2 separate regions of the Homo sapiens genome follow, and region 2 is linked to region 1. The links are chromatin loops, found by intact Hi-C in ENCODE. Cell type or tissue: MCF 10A. All regions are shown on one strand. Each heading gives the region's core, and the rest is flanking DNA. Links, peaks and the distances in the headings are about the cores only.

The links. Hi-C counts contacts between places; a loop is a spot of excess contacts. Peaks named below come from ENCODE experiments on the same cell type or tissue, not always from the same donor. Only the 100,000 strongest peaks of a DNase experiment are listed, where the experiment ranks them.
Region 2: a loop joins it to region 1, with 11 times the contacts of the local background. A loop is called at or near these places in 4 of 110 quality-filtered maps.

The regions. Positions count from the first base shown.
Region 1 is chr11:35,388,440-35,396,439 of GRCh38, forward strand. All of the region lies in intron 1 of SLC1A2 (solute carrier family 1 member 2), which reads right to left. Among named protein-coding and RNA genes, the nearest start is that of SLC1A2-AS2, 27 kb to the right of the region's middle. In MCF 10A, for the core only: a CTCF peak has its summit at 3,986 (motif pointing left); DNase peaks (open chromatin) are centred at 2,782 and 3,962.
Region 2 is chr11:34,361,993-34,372,916 of GRCh38, forward strand. No RefSeq gene overlaps it. Among named protein-coding and RNA genes, the nearest start is that of ABTB2, 9.4 kb to the left of the region's middle. RefSeq lists a cis regulatory region at 9,470-9,845. In MCF 10A, for the core only: a CTCF peak has its summit at 4,699 (motif pointing right); a DNase peak (open chromatin) is centred at 4,729.

The DNA of each region.
Region 1 (8,000 bases), core at 1-8,000:
ACTGGAGTACAGTGGTGTGATCACAGCTCACTGCAACCTTGACCTCCCAGGCTCAAGCCATCCTCCTGCCCCAATCTCCAAGTAGCTGGGACTACAGGTGTGTGCCTCCATGCCTGTTTAAATTTTTGTATTTTTTATAGAGACAAAGTCTCCCTATGTTGCCCAGGCTGGTCTTAAACTCTTGGACTCAAGTGATCCTCCCGCCTCGGCCTCCCAAAGTGCTGGGATTACAGGCATGAGCCACCATGCCCCACTCAGACATGTTTTTATTGAAAGATAACACCCTACCCCAGATTGTGAGCATGTAGAGCCTATGCCTCCTTCACATTTGTTTCCCAGCAGGATACACCTTCGGATGCTCAGAAAGCATGAGCAGGTGGAATTACCCTAAATGAACTAATTCAGAAGCACAAAACCAAATATCACATGTTGTCACTTATAAGTGGTAGCTAATCACTGGGTACACGTGGACATAGAGATGAAATAATAAACACCGGGGACTCCAAAAGGGGCTGGGAGTGAGGGTTGAATAATTACCTATTTGATGCGATGTTCACTATTTGGGTAACGGGTACACTAGAAGTCCAGTCCCCACCAGTATGCAATATACCCACGTAACAAACATGCACATGTACCCCTGAGTACAAAACTAATTTAATTTTTTAAAAACCTAAATATGTAGATGACCAAAAACTGAGGGAAAAAAAATATTTGTGGAAGAGTCAATAAAAGAATCAATAAGAGAATGAAGTGCTTTAAAGCAATACCTCTTTAACTTTTATTTCATATATTCAAATATTCCAAGCAAAAAAATGACTCAATGCTTAAATCACTGGGTGAATTGGCCCAGTTTCCCATTCACATGCCCAGGTAGAGAGCCCAGCAGGTGAGGAAGGAGCTCAAGGCTGAGTTCACAGAGTTCCTCATTCTCGTTCCAAAACTACTTCTCAGGTTTTTGGTCTTTTTTTTGTTTTGTTTTTAACTATTAGTATTTTCTTCTTCTTCTCCTTCTCCTTCTTCTTCTTCTTATTATTATTTTTCTTTTGGTGAGACAGAGCTTCACTCTTGTCACCCTGGCTGGAGTGCAATGGCATGATCGTGGCTCACTGCAACCTCTGCCTCCCGGGTTCAAGCGATTCTCCTGCCTCAGCCTCCGGAGTAGCTGGGATTACAGGCACGAGCCACTATGTCTGGCTAATTTTTGTATTTTTAGTAGAGACAGAGTTCACCATGTTGTCCAGGCTGGTCTTGAACTCCTGAACTCAGGTGATCCACCCATCTCAGCCTCCCAAAGTGCTGAGATTACAGGCATGAGCTACCATGCCCAGCCTCTTTTTTGTTCTTAAATTTTCTTGTAGACACCAGGTCTTGCTATATTGCCCAGGCTGGTCTCAAACTCCTGGGTTCAAGTGATCCTCCCACCTCAGCCTCCCAGAGTGTTGGATTACAAGCATGAGACACTGGGCCCAGCCAAGGTTTTGGGGTCTTAAGTATTTCACTTTTCCGGATTTCTGTTTGCTATCTGTAAAATGAGCATGCTTTAAAGCTAAGAATAGAGATAATAAAGTTTAAAGTTTGAAACTTTGATTTGTATTTTTAAATGGTCACTATGACATTTAGCAACTGGTTTAGCTGGTTTTGGATGTTTATTCGGTCAACAGCACAGCCTGTGTGAAGCACTAGCTAAACACCCCAGTTAGCCTGCTCTAAAAGACAAAAACACAAACAAAAAACCCACTTGACTTTAGCACGTACAGTAATGAGTTTCAAACATGTCTGTGTGCAATCTACAGTAAGAAATAGATGTCTTCTTTTTCTCATGATGTCTCAGCGCACACCCACACACAGGCACGTGCACACACAGGCATTCACACACCAAAGTACAAGAAACGACCCATGTCCTTCCTACATGTAGTGTACCCTGATAGTTTCTATTCTCCTCCATTTCATTTTTAAAATTTGATTTTTTTTAAGTAAGTTGCTTTCTTGACCCACTAAATTGGTTTTGGCCTGCAGTTTGAGAAGCAATATTGAGGTTACGTTTTACTGACCACTCGAAATGTGACCAGTGCAAAATGAGATGTGTCATAAGTTTAAAATACCAGCAGAGTTTGAAAATATTACCAAAAAATAAAATGTACCATCTCATTAAGGAATTTTTCATATTAGTTACATGTTGAAGCAATCATAACTTGGATATATTGAGGTAAGTAAAATCTATTCTTTTTTTTTTTTTTTTTCTTGAGATGGAGTTTCACTCTTATCACCCAGGCTGGAGTGCAATGGCACAATCTTGGCTCACTGCAACTTCCGCCTCCCTGGTTCAAGCGATTCTCCTGCCTCAGTCTCCAAAGTAGCTGGGAGTACAGGCATCAGCCCCCACACCCAGCTAATTTTTGTATTTTTAGTAGAGAAAGGGTTTCTCCATGTTGGCCAGGCTGGTCTGGAACTCCTGACCTCAAGTGATCTGCCCGCCTCGGCCTCCGATGGTGCTGAGCTTACAGGTGTGAGCCACCACGCCCGGGCATAAAATCTATTCTTAAAACTAATTTCACCTGTTTCTCTTTCCTTTTATAGTGTGGCTACAAGAAAATCTAGTATTCTATCTGTGGCCTCTGCTATATTTCTGTTGGATGGGGATGATCACGAGCAGGGTCAGTCAACCATGGTCCACAGGTCAAATCCAGCTTGCCATCTATTTTTGTAAATAAACTTTTATTGGAACACAGCCTTGCTCGCTTATTTACATACTGTCCGTGGCTGCTTTTGTGATGCAATGGCAGAGTTGACTCATTATGATACAGACTGTATGGCTCACAAAGCCTACAATATGCACTATCTGGCTCTTTGCAGAAAAACTTTGTGAACCCCTAAAAGAGCATTGGGTGCTTATAATCTGCCAGTCACAATTCTGTGAGAGTTTTATGACCCTGTTTTACCAATGAGGCTCTGGGCGATTAAGTAATTTGCCTGAGGCCACCCACCTGGGCAAGAAGTCACAGAGCTGGGATTTGAACCATTGCCAGTCTGACCACAAAGCCTGTGCTATCATCTCTACCCTGTGTGTACCTTCCCATACACCCTCCAAAACCCTTCTTACCTAGGTACAGCGCTGAATTCTACCACTGTAGCAGGGAGAACCAATCAGCCCACCTGACCGTCAACCAGTCTAGAAGGAAATGGGAACAGGTTTGGTTGGGGAAGAAGGGATCTCCTCAGGGAATTTAAAGGTTGTTAACTGCTGTTTTAGTTTTAGGACAAATTACCTGCCTTCTAACTGCCATGCAAACAAATACCGCTCAGGTGTGACCAAAATTTAAGCATCTTAAGTCTCCGCTCTCTTCAGTTAGGAATTTTCATTAAAACAGCTTGCCTTTCACTTTCAACCCTCAAACCTAAGGACTTCAAATACTAGATTTGGTAACTCTGGATATCCAAAGTCACTTTGGGGGAAAAAGGAGCGTAGGAAAGATTGCAAATATTTAGCAGGGCTATTTTTGAATCTCTTGATTTAGGCTAGAAGTCCAATGCGCTATCCATTGCACCACAGAGCCTGCTTGCAAGCAGGGCTATTTTTAAGTGAAAAAGCTAATAACAAAATAGTTTGCAGAATGATACCTTATCTTGATAAATAAATAAAAATCACCCTTATCGTCCCATTCCATGTGTTTGTGCACGTGTGTGTGTGTGTTTTGAATATTATTCTCACAGGGTATTTGGAATTCTTTTTGCTTACACATACTTTTAAGTGTTTGTACAATTAAAAAAATGCATTGCTTGCGTAAGTTTTTGTTTCCTGGTTTAAGGTGCACATTTTTGGTTTTATTTTCTAAGTACATTGCTGAGCTTTCGCTGATTTCTACATAGGAAGACACAGAGAATGTGAACTCACCCAGATACAGAGGAAAATCAGGGTCTTTCAGGACTCGGACGGGGAGGGCATCCAGCAAAAGTAGGGCTGCAGCGCCCCCATGTGTCCAGGGCGGTGGAAGTCACCAGGAGTAGGCGGAGGAAGCCGGCTTCTGACATTTGGGGGAAGGGGACCTGCCTTCTCTATTGCGAATACTATTGGGAATTCCCAGAGTCAATCAGCAGTTAAATGCTTACTGAGTTTCTTATTCATACTCCATCTTGCCAGACCAGAAATCTGAGAGAGCTGGAGCTCCCAAGGCCCACCCTTTGGCTGCCTAAATTAAGACTCCCGGGGTTCCCACACTCTTTTTCCCAATGGCAGTGGAGGGTCTTGGGAAAACTGTCTGGAGGGAATGCCCCGAGTCCTCCTCCCAGTATCTGTTCAGGCTTGGCACCCTTAGGACCTCCCCTTCTGGAAGATTCAGCAGTGCATGTGTATGCTTGGAGAGGGAGGGTGGATAAATGTGGCATGAATCTATTTGGAAGGTTTTATACATCTTGAAGTCTCAACTTTAGGTGTTTCAGGGGGGTATTAAGCACACCAGGGCTTAAATCATAGAATATTTCAAAATAGCCACCTTTTTCCAAGCACCTATATACCTATATGTTCCAGCACTGGTCAAATGACAGATGACTATCGTTACAACCGTCCAAGATAGGTGCTATCATACCTACTTTATGGTGGGAGTCTATGAGGAACCTGAAGCTCTGAGAGGCCAAGTCATTAATCCAGTAAGTATCTGGTCCTAGATTCAAACATCTCTATCCTCCTTCTTGGTGCCAGGTGTCCCATGTGAAGGTTTGGGTCAGAGTGTGGTGCTAGCAGGTGGCAGAAGCCCAAGATGCATCATCACCCAGGGTCTCGGGCTGCTGGCCTCCATGCAGCTGCCAGATGTGGCTGTATCTGTCTTCCAGAGGGCTGTCCTTAACGCCTAGCAGAGCAGCAGCCTCTCTGTAAGGATCTGTTTAATGCATGAATGGCACCGCATTTTATTGCAGCTTGAGCTGGTCCCAGGAGACTCTCCTGATTTCTAAAGCTGCCACTTTGAAGACACAGGCCAGCCCAGCTCCTGACTTCTCCCCACAGTGAATGCAGGAGGCTCTTCCCCGGTCATTTTAAAGCTAGATGGCTGCAGGTGACCCATAGCACCCATATCCCCCAGTGTGTGGCATCTGACACCCCCCTCTTCACTTCTTTCCACTGCCTATTGTCCTGAGCAGAGATGGCAAAACAATTCTAAACTGGTGTTCATTGCTAAACCTTTAATTGAATTAGGATTTGGCAACGGGCAATAGGCATTCAGACAAAATGTGAAAGGATGTTTTACAAATGTGGGAAAAAAGTCACCAACCACTTTTCCTCCCAGCTTTGAACATTTCCTTCAGTGATTTTTGTCTCCCCCCATCCCCAAAATAGCCAAATAAAAATTTATAAAAATCAATAAAGCAAGTGTCTTAATGGTGGTTTGCTCAAAATGCTCTGGTTTTAAAGAATGGGAGAGAATAGAGACTCCCTTTTATCACTCTGGGCTTCTTTCACCCTTTTCCTCTTCTTCCCTGTGGCTTTCTGCTGGTGAGAATGGCTAAAGAAGGTCCCACGGCCCTTGAAGCTCTTCTGTAACCATGATGGAGCATTCTCCAGTCCCCTCCTAAAGGAAAAAGACTGATCTGTTCAACTGAGCCCTTCCTTCCTCCCTTGGCAATTTTCAAGCTCCCTCCTTTCTATCACCTCCTTTTGCCCCAGCCCTTGAACAAACCCCAGCCCCAACCCTAGGGTCTAACTTTTTTTTTAAGTAAACTCCTCCTACCCACCCACCAGCTACAGGCAGCAGGGGAGTCCTGGTTTTCTCATGATGTTGCAGCAAAGGCCTGAGGTCCACACTCTGTCTCCCACGTGCCTTCAGCCACGTGTGGAGGGATCAAAGACACATCAAAACGGGTCTCCAAAGCCTCAACCTGCTGCTCAGTCACCACCGGGATCTGCCCCATTGCTCTGGGTGGCTGTGATGTTGGTGTCCACAGATGGGGGGACACACCAATTTGGCAGCCTGAGCCTGCTGGAGTGAAAGGCCGCTTTTCAAAAATATGGAAGTGCAAATAGCTCATTTAACTCCCCTGATGAAAAAAAAATCCCTAACTTTGGTCAAAAGAGCATGAACTTTGGCCTTTAGAAAAACGACCAAATGACCCAGCCAAAACAGGCCAAGTAGGCTGACCCCTTCTGTTTCCTAGAGAATTCACTCCATTGTACCACCTTCAGTTTCTCCTAGTCAGCTGCAAGGCCACCATCCCACCAGTTAAGGATGGGATGGAACCCCAGGTAAGCAAACCTGTAGGTCTGACCTAGTCAGTGGGAGTGGCCAGTGCCAAATGGCCTGGAGGCTTGGAGAGGCACAGTACTGGGTGCTGAGTCCCATTTCTGTTGTACTGTTAAGCCGTTGGGCACGACATGGCAGCTGAAAGATGAGGAAAGGTCAAGGCACAATAAAGACAACTGTTCTTCTGTGGCAGACAGAGAATACAGCTGCAGGTATGTTGCCTTCTAGAAAAGCATTTCTCTCCTTGGTAGGTCTGGAAGGCAAGTGTCCTCGGAGATCTGTATGCCCTGTGTGCTAAGCGTGGGTCAATGCTCAAAGGATCCCAGAGACCCCCGAGGAGAGCGTCTTCCCCACTGGTGCTCCTGGCCATGCTATCCATAGTGATTAACTCAGACTTCAGGAACACCCCCCAATGAACAACAATGGGCTCTCCCTGAGTAGGGAGGGCAGTGGGGATCCACTGTGGACAGGAGTGGGAGTTTGCCCCGTGGAGGACTGAAAGAGGAGCACTTACTCTGAGGAGGACAGACCTCAAGCCATGCACCAACACAGAGCTAATCTCTCAGGTGACTTCCTGTCAAAAGTTTAGGAGTGTTTTTTTTTTTTCTCTTAACTTCTGAGAATAGCTATTTTTAAGGTTCTCTCTCTCCCTCTCTTTTTAATCTTTGATAAAGTCATTGTATGTGTGAAGCTCTGGGGAATTAAGGGACAGGAGAGCAAAGGGAAGTGTAGCTCTTCCCACATCACCCCTCCACTAAAGACTGTCCAAGGGAGCAGCACAAAGTCAAGGGAAGGTAAGAGACCCCAAGACCCCAGCATAGCCAGCACCCGGAAGGAGAGGCCCATGGGGAGGTGACAAACACAGGTAAAGCAGGCAGCAGGCAAGTCTCCTAAAGCTTCCATACTGGGTGGGAAGAAGCAAAGCTCCGAATATACCTGAGCCACAGTCTTAGACGCTAGGTGGGCTGCTACGGACTGAATGTTTGTGTCCCTCCAAACTTCTTTTTTTTTTTTTTTTAATTATACTTTAAGTTTTAGGGTACATGTGCACATTGTGCAGGTTAGTTACATATGTATACATGTGCCGTGCTGGTGCGCTGCACCCACTAACTCGTCATCTAGCATTAGGTATATCTCCCAATGCTATCCCTCCCCCCTCCCCCCACCCCACAACAGTCCCCAGAGTGTGATATTCCCCTTCCTGTGTCCATGTGATCTCATTGTTCAATTCCCACCTATGAGTGAGAATATGCGGTGTTTGGTTTTTTGTTCTTGCGATAGATTACTGAGAATGATGATTTCCAATTTCATCCATGTCCCTACAAAGGACGTGAACTCATCATTTTTTATGGCTGCATAGTATTCCATGTTGTATATGTGCCACATTTTCTTAATCCAGTCTATCATTGTTGGACATTTGGGTTGGTTCCAAGTCTTTGCTATTGTGAATAATGCTGCAATAAACATACGTGTGCATGTGTCTTTATAGCAGCATGATTTATAGTCATTTGGGTATATACCCAGTAATGGGATGGCTGGGTCAAATGGTATTTCTAGTTCTAGATCCCTGAGGAATCGCCACACTGACTTCCACAATGGTTGAACTAGTTTACAGTCCCACCAACAGTGTAAAAGTGTTCCTGTTTCTCCACATCCTCTCCAGCACCTGTTGTTTCCTGACTTTTTAATGATTGCCATTCTAACTGGTGTGAGATGGTATCTCATAGTGGTTTTGATTTGCATTTCTCTGATGGCCAGTGATGATGAGCA
Region 2 (10,924 bases), core at 1,637-9,636, 1.0 Mb before region 1:
AAAGGGGTTCCTAACACCTTGGGGAGGTGGGCTTAGGAAGTGGGGAGTGTCTTTGAATCACCTAAAATTGCCTACAACATTTTTAATATGAGTACATATTTGCATATTCTGGAGAGAGGGTCAATGCCTCTAGGCAGGACTGTCTGATAGAACTTTCTGAGATAAAGAAAAAGGTTCCATATCTGTGCTATCAAATACAGAAGCCACTAACCACTTGTGGCTGCAACTTGAAATCTAGCTATTGTGACTGAAGAACTGAGTCTTAAATTTTAATTAATTAATTATTTTTGAGATGGGGTCTCACTGTCACTCAGGCTGTAGTGCAGTGGTATGATCTTGGCTTACTGCAACCTCTGCCTCCTTAACTCAAGTGGTCCTCCCACCTCAGCCTCCTGAGTAGCTGGGACCACAGGTGCACGCCACCACGCCCAGCTAATTCCTTGTATTTTTGATAGTGACAGGATTTTGCCATGTTGCCCAGGCTGGTCTCGAACTCCTGAGCTCAAGTGATCCTCCTGCCTCAGCCTTTAATTTAATTTTAAACTTGAATAGCTATAAGTAGTTAGTGCTACCATAGTGGACAGCACGGGTCTATAGCCTTCGTGAAGATCTCAATGAGGCCAATGATCCTAAGAGGTGAGAAATAAGAATGATGGTTGTTAGAGAAGTTTTTCCAAAATGATGGCAGAACACAGTGGCCCATTGTTAGGTCACAGCGCCACAGCGCAATGTTAGGAAAGGAGATAAATGTTAGGGCCTTGGACAAAGAAAACCATTTGGAAAAGGCATATACAAAGTCTTAAATGGGATGTGAACTCAGCCCATGTGTAAGGAGTAAGACATCCTTCCATTGTCAAGACATCACAGTCCATGTTGAATTGGTGGGAGAGTACATGGTGAGGAGGTAGGTTTGTCCCTAAGGGTAGCTAAAGGCAGACAAGTCCTGGGGACATAGAACCAGCTCCTATGTATGCAAGGTCCAGGGTCTGCTGTCTGTTCAAGGCTCAGGGAAGAGGAGGCCCCTCTATTTACATAGATACATATAAATTTGTTTTTTTTTTCTTTTTTTTTTTTTTTTTTGAGATGGAGTTTCACTCTTGTTGTCCAAGCTGGAGTGCAATGGCATGATGTCAGCTCACTGCAACCTCCGCCTCCCGGGTTCAAGCGATTCTCCTGCCTCCGCCTCCCGAGTAGCTAGGATTACAGGCATGCGCCACCATGCCCAGCTAATTTTGTATTTTTAGTAGAGACAGGGTTTCTCCATGTTGGTCAGGCTGGTCTCAAACTCCCGACCTCAGGTGATCCACCCTCCTCGGCCTCCCAAAAGGCTGGGATTACAGGTGTAAGCCACTGCACCTGGCCATAAATTTGGATTTTTAAAGACAATCTAAGTCTGGGCTTGGCAGAGACAATAAGCTGCTTAGATGAGTGGGAAGGTCAGGGTGGAGAGCAGATCAAACCAGAAATGGCTCAGAACCAGACATCAAACAGTGCCTAGCCCTGGCAACTGATAAGAACACGGGTGGTAAATAGCATTCAGCAAACAGGCCCCTACCAGAGTGGCTGGTAGAAGACTCTAATTTCCAAAACCTTGGGGGAGGGGGCAAGGAAAGGCTGAGCCTGTAGGAACTGAAGGATGGTGCAGAGAGTCAAGACAGGGACTCAGTTATTGGGACTGTGGGTTTCCAGGCGGGGGTTTGGACACAAGGTTTTCAGAGCCAGGTCAGGAGTAGCAGGCAGCGTAATCACGTCCTGAATCTCTGAGGCACTTACTGGTTTGGGACTCCTTAACTTACTGGTTTGGGAACTCCTTAACTATTTGCTGACAGGTGCCAGGCTTGTCTCAGAATCTGGGATGAAGTGGGGCTTCCATAGCTCCTCCTGCAAGGGTTAGAGAGTCACTAAGCAGGGAGCACAGAGATGATTTCAAAAGCATTGCTTGCTACATCGCGGTATTATGAAAACCATCTGGGTTGTTCTTTGGACACTTAACATAATATGCCTGAGAACAGGTGATAACTTAAATGAGTCGTTTTCAAATTGCCGAGTTGAGAAATCCCTTTTTCCAGTCTTACACAGGCCTTGATATGAAATACAAAGAAGCAGAAAGCTTGATTTGGGGTTGTGGGTGGAAGGGTCTAGAGCCAATTCATGAATTTTCAGGCAGCTTCTGAGAAACTCAGTGGAAGCCCAAAACTTTGCAGAGCTACTGGAAAACCACTGACCAAAAGCCATTGTCAGTTCTTTGACTCACTATGCGGGTTGGTACATCTGGGGGAGAAATGGGTCAAACATAAGGAAGGAAATACTGTGGAATGCAAGGAAAGCTGAGAAACGTGGTAAACAGGAGTGTTATGGTTAGCAGAGCTGCTTTGAAGTTGATCAAACAGAACACTCAGTTGTTGAAAAAGAAACCAATGGTGTGGAAACTGTAAAGTCTCCTCCATCCTGTGCAACCTAGATTAGCCCATTCCTGACACAGGTATTTGTTCTGAATCTCACGACTAAAGAAAAACACAGACAATTCAAAACAAAGCCCCAAAATGGTTATAAAGAAGAAGAAAAAAATACTTCCCCAAGGTATGTTCCGCAGGATGGCTAGTCTCATGAGATGGCCTACAAAAAAAAAAAAAAAGAAAAAAGAAAAGAAAAAAAAGAATTGAATTTTGTGGTTAACTTTGGGAAATTTTGCATTCTGTTTCTCCCTCTACTATACTCATGACCTACAATATTTAAGGCTCTGTTTGTATTTCTTGTAACCCATGCTATCCTGGTCCTGGGCTTAACTGTGCAGAGAGTTTTTTTTTTTTTTTTTTCAAATACCACAGGCTATTTTAAAGTAACTGGGACTTTTTATTTAACTTGAAGAAGAGAAGACAATGACTATCTTCTGTGTCTTATGAAGACAATGACACATCTTATGTGTTCGCTCAAGTAGTTGTGATAGGGCAGGACCTTGGACCAAATCCAGATAGATATTAGGACTGGTCAGTTTCAGTATCTGACCATTGCCCAAAGCTGGAATTTGGTTCTTTTGGACACAATGCGATCCCAAAGGTAGTTCCAAACCTAGGACATTGCTTCACAGGAGAAAATCGGGGTAAGTGCTAACACTGTGAAACTCCGTCTCTACTAAAAATACAAAAAATTAGCCAGGCGTGGTGGTGGGGGCCTGTAGTCCCAGCTACTCGGGAGGCTGAAGCAGGAGAATGGCGTGAACCCGGGAGGCGGAGCTTGCAGTGAGCCGAGATCGCGCCACTGCACTCCAGACTGGGCAACAGCAGGAGAATCCGGCTCAAAAAAAAAAAAAAAAAAAAAATTGGGGTAAGTGCAGAAGTAATTGTGGCTTTTGCCATTGAAAGTAATGGCTAAACCGCAATTACTTTTGCACCAACCTAATAAAACCGTTCACAAAGCAAACAAGATAGGTTGTAGGAGGGCTTTCCAACAGGAGCTCTGCCTGTCAGGCAGTTGGCATCACAAATGTGTTAGCTGGTATCAGAGGAAGCCACTGGGAGCCTGGGAGTTTTTTTGATTGTGTGTGTGTGTGTGTGTGTGTGTGTGTGTGTGTGTGTGTTTTGATGGAGTCTCCTGCTGTCGCTCAGGTTGGAGTGCAGTGGTGTGATCTTGGCTCACTGCAACCTCCACCTCCCAGGTTCAAGCAAGTCTCCTGCTTCAGCCTCCCGATTAGCTGCGACTACAAGCGCCCGCCACCACGCCCAGCTAATCTTTGTATTTTAATAGTGACCTGGCTTCACCATGTTGGCCAGGCTGGTCTCGAACTCCTGACCTCAGGTGATCCACGCCCCCCCCACCCCCCCCCGGTTTTCCAAAGTGCTGAGATTATAGGCTTGAGCCACCCTGCCCAGCCTGGGAGCCTGGGGTTTAATGGCAAGAATTTTAGGGAAGGGGCTGGCACTTAAGACCACAGAGCTGAATTATGGGACAGAGAATCCAGGGACAACTTGATTGTGGTAGTGTTGCCATATTCCCAGACCTAGATGTTTCATATTCTAGTTATCAATTATCTGCTTAAAAAAAAAACAAAATCAACAATTGTGCTCTTCTACCCTGGTATAGAGAATCTATTTCAGCTTTTAATATTCATCTGATGGTTTTATACAAATCTCAAGTCCCAGGCACCTTTCTTGGAAATACGAATTCAGTAAGTCTGTAATGTGATCCGGAGTAAAAATATTTTAAACAAGCATTCTGGCTGGGCACAGTGGCTCATGTCTGTAATCCCAGCACTTTGGGAGGCCAAGGCCAGAGGATCACTTGAGCCCAGGAGTTCAAAACCAGCTTGTCAATATAGCAAGACTCCATCTCTACAAAAGAAAAATACAAAAATCAGGAGGGCGTGGTGTTGGGTGCTTTTAGTCCTAGCTACTTGGGAGGCTCAGGTGGGAGGATCGCTTGAGCCCAGGAATTGAAGGCTGCAGTGAGCTACGATTGTGTCTCTACACTCTGGGGTGGGACAGAATGAGACGCTGTCTCAAACAAACAAAAATTCCCGGGTGATTCTTATCAGGCAAGTTTGGGAACTAAGACATTTGTTTCTTAAACCTCAAGGCACCCCAAAACTGTTTTAAAATGCAAATTCTGTAGCCGTAGAGACTGAGTCCTCATTTGTAACCAGAGGGTCTCAGTTTGATTCAAATGCTTTGGGTCCAGGAAACTTGCAATTCAATATGCAAGTCCAGGAATTTCAGGTGTTCCCGGCAGGTGGCACTCTCAATCATTTAGCTATGAACTTGCACCTAAGAAGCCATTTTTTAAAACTCATGAGCAGGATTTAAAGTAAAAACAAACAAACAAACAAACAAACAACTTTTGAATCTCCCAAGAGGATAGATCTGGAACCACATAACTATTCCTAATGATAAATTCTTTAAAAAATCTGAAAATGTCTCTGTCTGCCCTTAAGCAAGGGTGCTTAATATTAGGAATGATTGTAGACAGCTGCAGCACAGGGATGGATGGCTGAATTGCAGATGGGACTGGAGGAAGTGGTCTTCAGAGTTCAGATAGTAGCCTTTAAAAAAATTATTTCCAGCCGGGCGAGGTGGCTCACGCCTGTAATCTCAGCACTTTGGGAGGCCAAGGTCGGTGGATTACCTGATGTCAGGAGTTCGAGACCAGCCTGGCCAACATGGTGAAATCCTGTCTCTACTAAAAATACAAAAATTTGCTGGGCATGGTGGCGTGTACCTGTAATTTCAGCTATTCAGGAGGCTGAGGCAGCAGAATCACTTGAACCTGGGAGGTGGAGGTTGCAGTGAGCCGAGATCACACCACTGCACTCCAGCCTGGGCAACAGAGTGAGACTCTGTCTCAAAAAAAAAAAAAAAAAAAAAAAAAAAAAGAATTATTTCCATAGGTTTTTGGGGAACAGGCGATGTTTGCTTATATGAGTAACTTCTTTAGTGGTGATTGCTGAGATTTTGGTGTACCCATCACCTGAGAAGTATACAAGGTGCCCAGTTTGTTGTCTTGTATCCCTCACCCCCCCCATTCCTTTCCCCCAAATCCCCAGAGTCCATTATATCATTCTTATGCCTTTGCGTCCTCATAGCTTAGCTCCCACTTATGAGTGAGAACATACAATGTTTGGTTTCCCATTCCTGAGTTACTTCACTTAGAATAATGGTCTCCAATTCCATCCAGGTTGCTGCAAATACCATTATTTTGTTCCTTTTTATGGCTGAGTAGTATTTCATGGTGTATCTATACAATTTCTTTATCCATGTGTTGATTGATGGGCATTAGGGCTGGTTGCATATTTTTGCAATTGTGAATTGTGCTGCTATAAACATGTGTGTGCAAGTATCTTTTTCATATAATGACTCCTTTTTTTCTGGGTAGATAGCCAGTAGTGGGATTGCTGGATCAAATTCCTACTGACACTGTTCTACAAATAGAGAAAGAGGGAATCCTCCCTAAATCATACAAGCCAGTATCACCCTAATACCCAAATCAGGAAAGGACATAACAAAAAAAGAAAACTACAGACCAATATCCCTGATGAAGATAGATGCAAAAATCCTTAACAAAATACTAGCTAACTGAATCCAACAGCATATTGAAAAGATAGTCCATCATTATCAAGTGTGTTTCATACCAGGGATGCAGGGATGGTTTAACATACTCAAGTCAATAAATGTGATACACCACATAAACAGAATTAAAAATAAAAATCACCTGATCATCTCAATAGATGCAGAAAAAGCATTTGACAAAATCCAGCATCTCTTTATGATTAAAACCCTCAGTAAAATTGGCACAGAAGGGACATATCTTAATTATACTAAATGTATAATTAAGTACAGCCAACATTATACTGAATGGGGAAAAGTTGAAAGCATTCCTCCTGAGAACTGGAACAAGACAAGAATGCCCACTCTTACCACTTCTATTCAACATTGTACTGGAAGTTCTAGACAGAGCAATCAGACAGGAGAAAGAAATAAAGGGCATCCAATTTAGTAAAGAGGAAGTCAAACTGTCACTGCTGATAATATGATTGTATACCTAGAAAACCCTAAAGACTCCTCCAAAAAGCTCCTAGAACTGAAAATGAATTCAGCAAAGTTTCAGGGTACAAAATTAAGGTACACAAATCAGTAGCTCTGGTATATACCAAGAGCAACCAAGATAATAATCAAATCAAGAACTCAATCCCTTTTATAATAACTGCAAAAATAAAATAAAATACTTAGGAATATACCTAACCAAGGAGTCAAAAGAACTCTTCAAGGAAAACTACAAAACACTGCTGAAAGAAATAATAAACAACACAAACAAATGGAAATACATCCCACGCTCATGGATGGATATAATCAATATTATGAAAATGACCATACTGCCAAAACAATTACAAATTCAATGCAATTTCCATCAAAATATCACCATTATTTTTCACAGAACTAGAAAAAACAATCCTAAAATTCATATGGAACTAAAAATGAGCCTGCATAGCCAAAGCAAGACAAAGCAAAAAGAACAAATCTGGAGGCATCACTTTACTTGACTTCAAACTATGCTATAAGGCCATAGTCACCAAAACAGCATTGTACTGGCTTAATAATAGGCACATAGACCAATGGAACAGAATAGAGAACCCAGAAATAAGCCCAAATACTTACAGCCAACTGATCTTTGACAAACCAAACAAAAACATAAAGTGGAGGAAAGGACACCCTATTCAACAAATGGTGCAGGGATAATTGGCAAGCCACATGTAGAAGAATAAAACTGGATTCTCATCTCTCATCTTCTACAAAAATCATCTCAAGATGGATCAAGGACTTAAATCTAAGACCTGAAATCATAAAAACTCTAGAAGATAACATTGGAAAAACCCTTATAGGCATTGGCTTAGGCAAAGACTTAATCACCAAGAACCCAAAAGCAAATGCAACAAAAACAAAGATAAATAGATGGGACTTAAACTAAAAAGCTTCTGCACAGCCAAAGAAACAATGAGCAGAGTAAATAGCCCACAGAATGGGAGAAAATCTTTGCAATCTATACTTCCAACAAAGGACTAATATCCAGAACCTTTCTACAAGGAACTCAAACAAATCAGCAATAAAACGCCAAACAATCCCATCAAAAAGTGGGCTAAGGACATGAAAAGACAATTTTCAAAAGAAGATATACAAATGACCAACAAACATGAAAAAATCTTCAACATCACTAATGATCAGGGAAATGCAAATCAAAACCACAGTGTGATACCATCTTACTCCTGCAAGAATAACCATAATAAAAAAAAAATAGATGTTGGCATGGATATGGTGTAAAGGGAACACTTTTACACTGCTGGTAGGAATGTAAACTAGTACAACCAGTGTGGAAAACAGTGTGGAGATTTCTTAAAGAACTAAAAGATAGTAGCTTTTTTAGACTTTTCAATGCATAATTAATTTAAAAACAATCAAGCCTACAAATATAGTGGAGATATGTCTTAATTCAGTAACAAAGGGTAAAAATTGAGCCCCAATTAGGACCTTTTCTTTTCTTTTCTTTTTTTTTGAGACAGAGTTTCACTCTTGTTGCCCAGGCTAGAGTGCAATGGCACAATCTTGGCTCACTGCAACCTCCGCCTCCTGGGTTCAAGTGATTCTCCTGCCTCAGCCTCCTGAGGAGCTGGGATTACAGACATGCACCACCACACCTGGCTAAGTTTTTGTATTTTTTTTTTTTTTGTAGAGATGGGTTTCTCCATGTTGGTCAGGCTGGTCTCGAACTCCTGACCTCAGGTGATCCACTCGCCTCAGCCTCCCAAAGTGCTGGGATTACAGGCGTGAGCCACTGCGCCCGGCCAGGACCTTTTCTTTAAACATTCCAAATCAAAGTAAGGAGTCAAGTCGAAATTGAAGAGGTTTAGTGGGATTAGGGGTGATCCTATTTCAACAGATGAATGCTGGAACACAGTTTTCTTTTTCTTTATTTTAGAGACAGTCTGGCTTTGTCGCCCAGGCCGGAGTGCAGTGGTGCGATCTCGTCTCACTGCAAGCTCCGCCTCCTGGGTTCAAGTGATTCTTGTGCCTCAGCCTCCCAAGTAGCTGGGATTACAAGTGTGAGGCACCACTCCCAGCTAATTTTTGTATTTTTAGTAGAGATGGGGTTTCGCCATGTTGGCCTGGCTGGTCTCGAACTCCTGGCCTCAAGTAATCTGCCCCTCATGGCTTCTCGAAGTGCTGGGATTACAGGCATGAGCCACCATGCTTTGCCTCTGTTTCCTTTTAGTGGGAACTCTCAGAAGTCATTTCCTCTCTGAAGTTTTCTGTAAGCCTCCCAGACCCCTCTGCCAACTCTTTGGTCCCATTTCTGCTGTTATCATCGCTCATCACAGTCTAATGTAACTATTGTTTACTTGTCTGTGTTTCTCCATTTGATTGTGTGCACCTTGAAAGCAGAGGCTATTTCATTTAATTTTGTATCCCTGGTTCCTACTCCGCACAGGCTCTGATTCATGGAAAATATTTAATATTTTTGTTGAATGAAAGAATGACATTTATCATGTAAAGCTAATAATTTGTTTCACGGGTGTATGTCTTTCTTTCCTACTGTTCTGTGTTTCTTGAAGACAGAAACACTCTTTCCCCACTAGAGCTTAGTACACTTTAAACCTAGAATAGATAATAAATATTTGTTGGATTAAACTCAGTTGAGTTTAACTGAATTATGCAGTACTCATTGATCAAAAATAGAAAGCTCTATTTTCTTTGTAGGGCCACACATATTTTGCTTATGAAGATTCTTGGCAAAGGATGTGTAAATACTCACAAAACACCACAATTTGGGACATTTAGAAGACTTTCTCTCTTCAAAACAAGGAAAAGTCACGATCAGGTAGTTAGCTAGAAAAAGGACAGGATTGCAGTGTGGGACATTATTTAGGCCAGCAATAAGTAAAAGTAACCTCAAACATTTAATCTACAATAAAAAATAACTTAATGAAGTAGCTCTCTCACGTACCTTATAACCCCACTATAAAGGCTGTATTTTCCAGGGAGTGAAAGAAAGAGAATCAATGTTCTTTATTCCTGGGCATTATTCGTGTGACATTCTGTAAAGTGATGACTCAGGCTATGGCTGTTTTAGCAAACATTCTGACTCTTAATGACAAGAGCAAATGCCACGTGACTCATCCCATGAGTCTGGTTATAGCCTGCTTTCTGAAATTCTTGAGAAGCAGTTGATGAAATAATACTGATGATGCAACTCTGTCTCTGCTGTCATTTGCTTTTTCAAGGTGTTGAAGAGAGGAAAACAACTGCTCCTTGTTCAGACTTAGCCTGGAAACTGGTGACTAAAGGGGTGTAGTGAAACTTTTGGGGTATAATTTTTTGTTGTTGTTGTCTATTTTTTTTTTTTTTTTTGGAAACGGAGTTTTGCTCTGTCACCTAGGCTGGAGTGCAGTGGTGCGACCTCGGCTCACTGCAGCCTCCACCTCCTGGGTTTCAGCGATTCTCTTTCCTCAGCTTCCTGGGTAGCTGGGATTACAGGCATACATCACCACGCCTGGCTAATTTTTGTATTTTTAGTAGAGATGGAGTTTCATCATGTTGGCCAGGCTGGTCTTAAACTCCTGACTTCAGTTGATCTGTCCGCCTCAGCCTCCCAAAGTGCAAGGATTACAGGCGTGAGTCACTGCGCCTGGCCTCTTGGGGTATAATTTTGAGCACCATTTTGTTTCGTTTTCTGTAATCTGATTCCAAGATTTTTTCTAAAAGTTGATAACTGGGGTCTTGGGTTAAATCTAGCAATTCTCCAGGCACGCTGCACACCAGAAGAGTTAGGCAAGCCATGTTGAAAGCATTGTACCAATATGCCCAGCACAGGGCCTGCTGCAGAAGCCCTGGTTCATTAGTGTTTGTCATTCAAGGACTCTACCACTTCATCATCTTGCTTCTCATTCTCTTTTCTTTTTTTTTTTTTTTGAGCCGGAGTCTCACTCTGTCGCCCAGGTTGGCGTGTAGTGGCGCGATCTCGGCTCACTACAATCTCTGCCTCCTGGGTTCATGCCATTCTCCTGCCTTAGCCTCCTGAGTAGCTGGGACTACAGGCGCCCGCCACCACGCCCGGCTAATTTTTTTGTATTTTTTCTTTTAGTAGAGACGGGGTTTCACCGTGTTAGCCAGGATGGTCTCGATCTCTTGACCTCGTGATCCACCCTCCTTGGCCTCCCAAAGTGCTGAGATTACAGGCTTGAGCCACTGCGTCCGCCCTCATTTTCTTTGAATAAGAATATGGCGGGGCGCGGGGGCTCACGCCTGTAATCCCAGCACTTTGGGAGGCTGAGGCAGGCGGATCACCTGAGGTTGGGAGTTCCAGACCAGCCTGACCAACATGGAGAAACCCCGTCTCTACTAAAAATACAAAGTTAACTGGGTGTGGTGGTGCATGCCTGTAA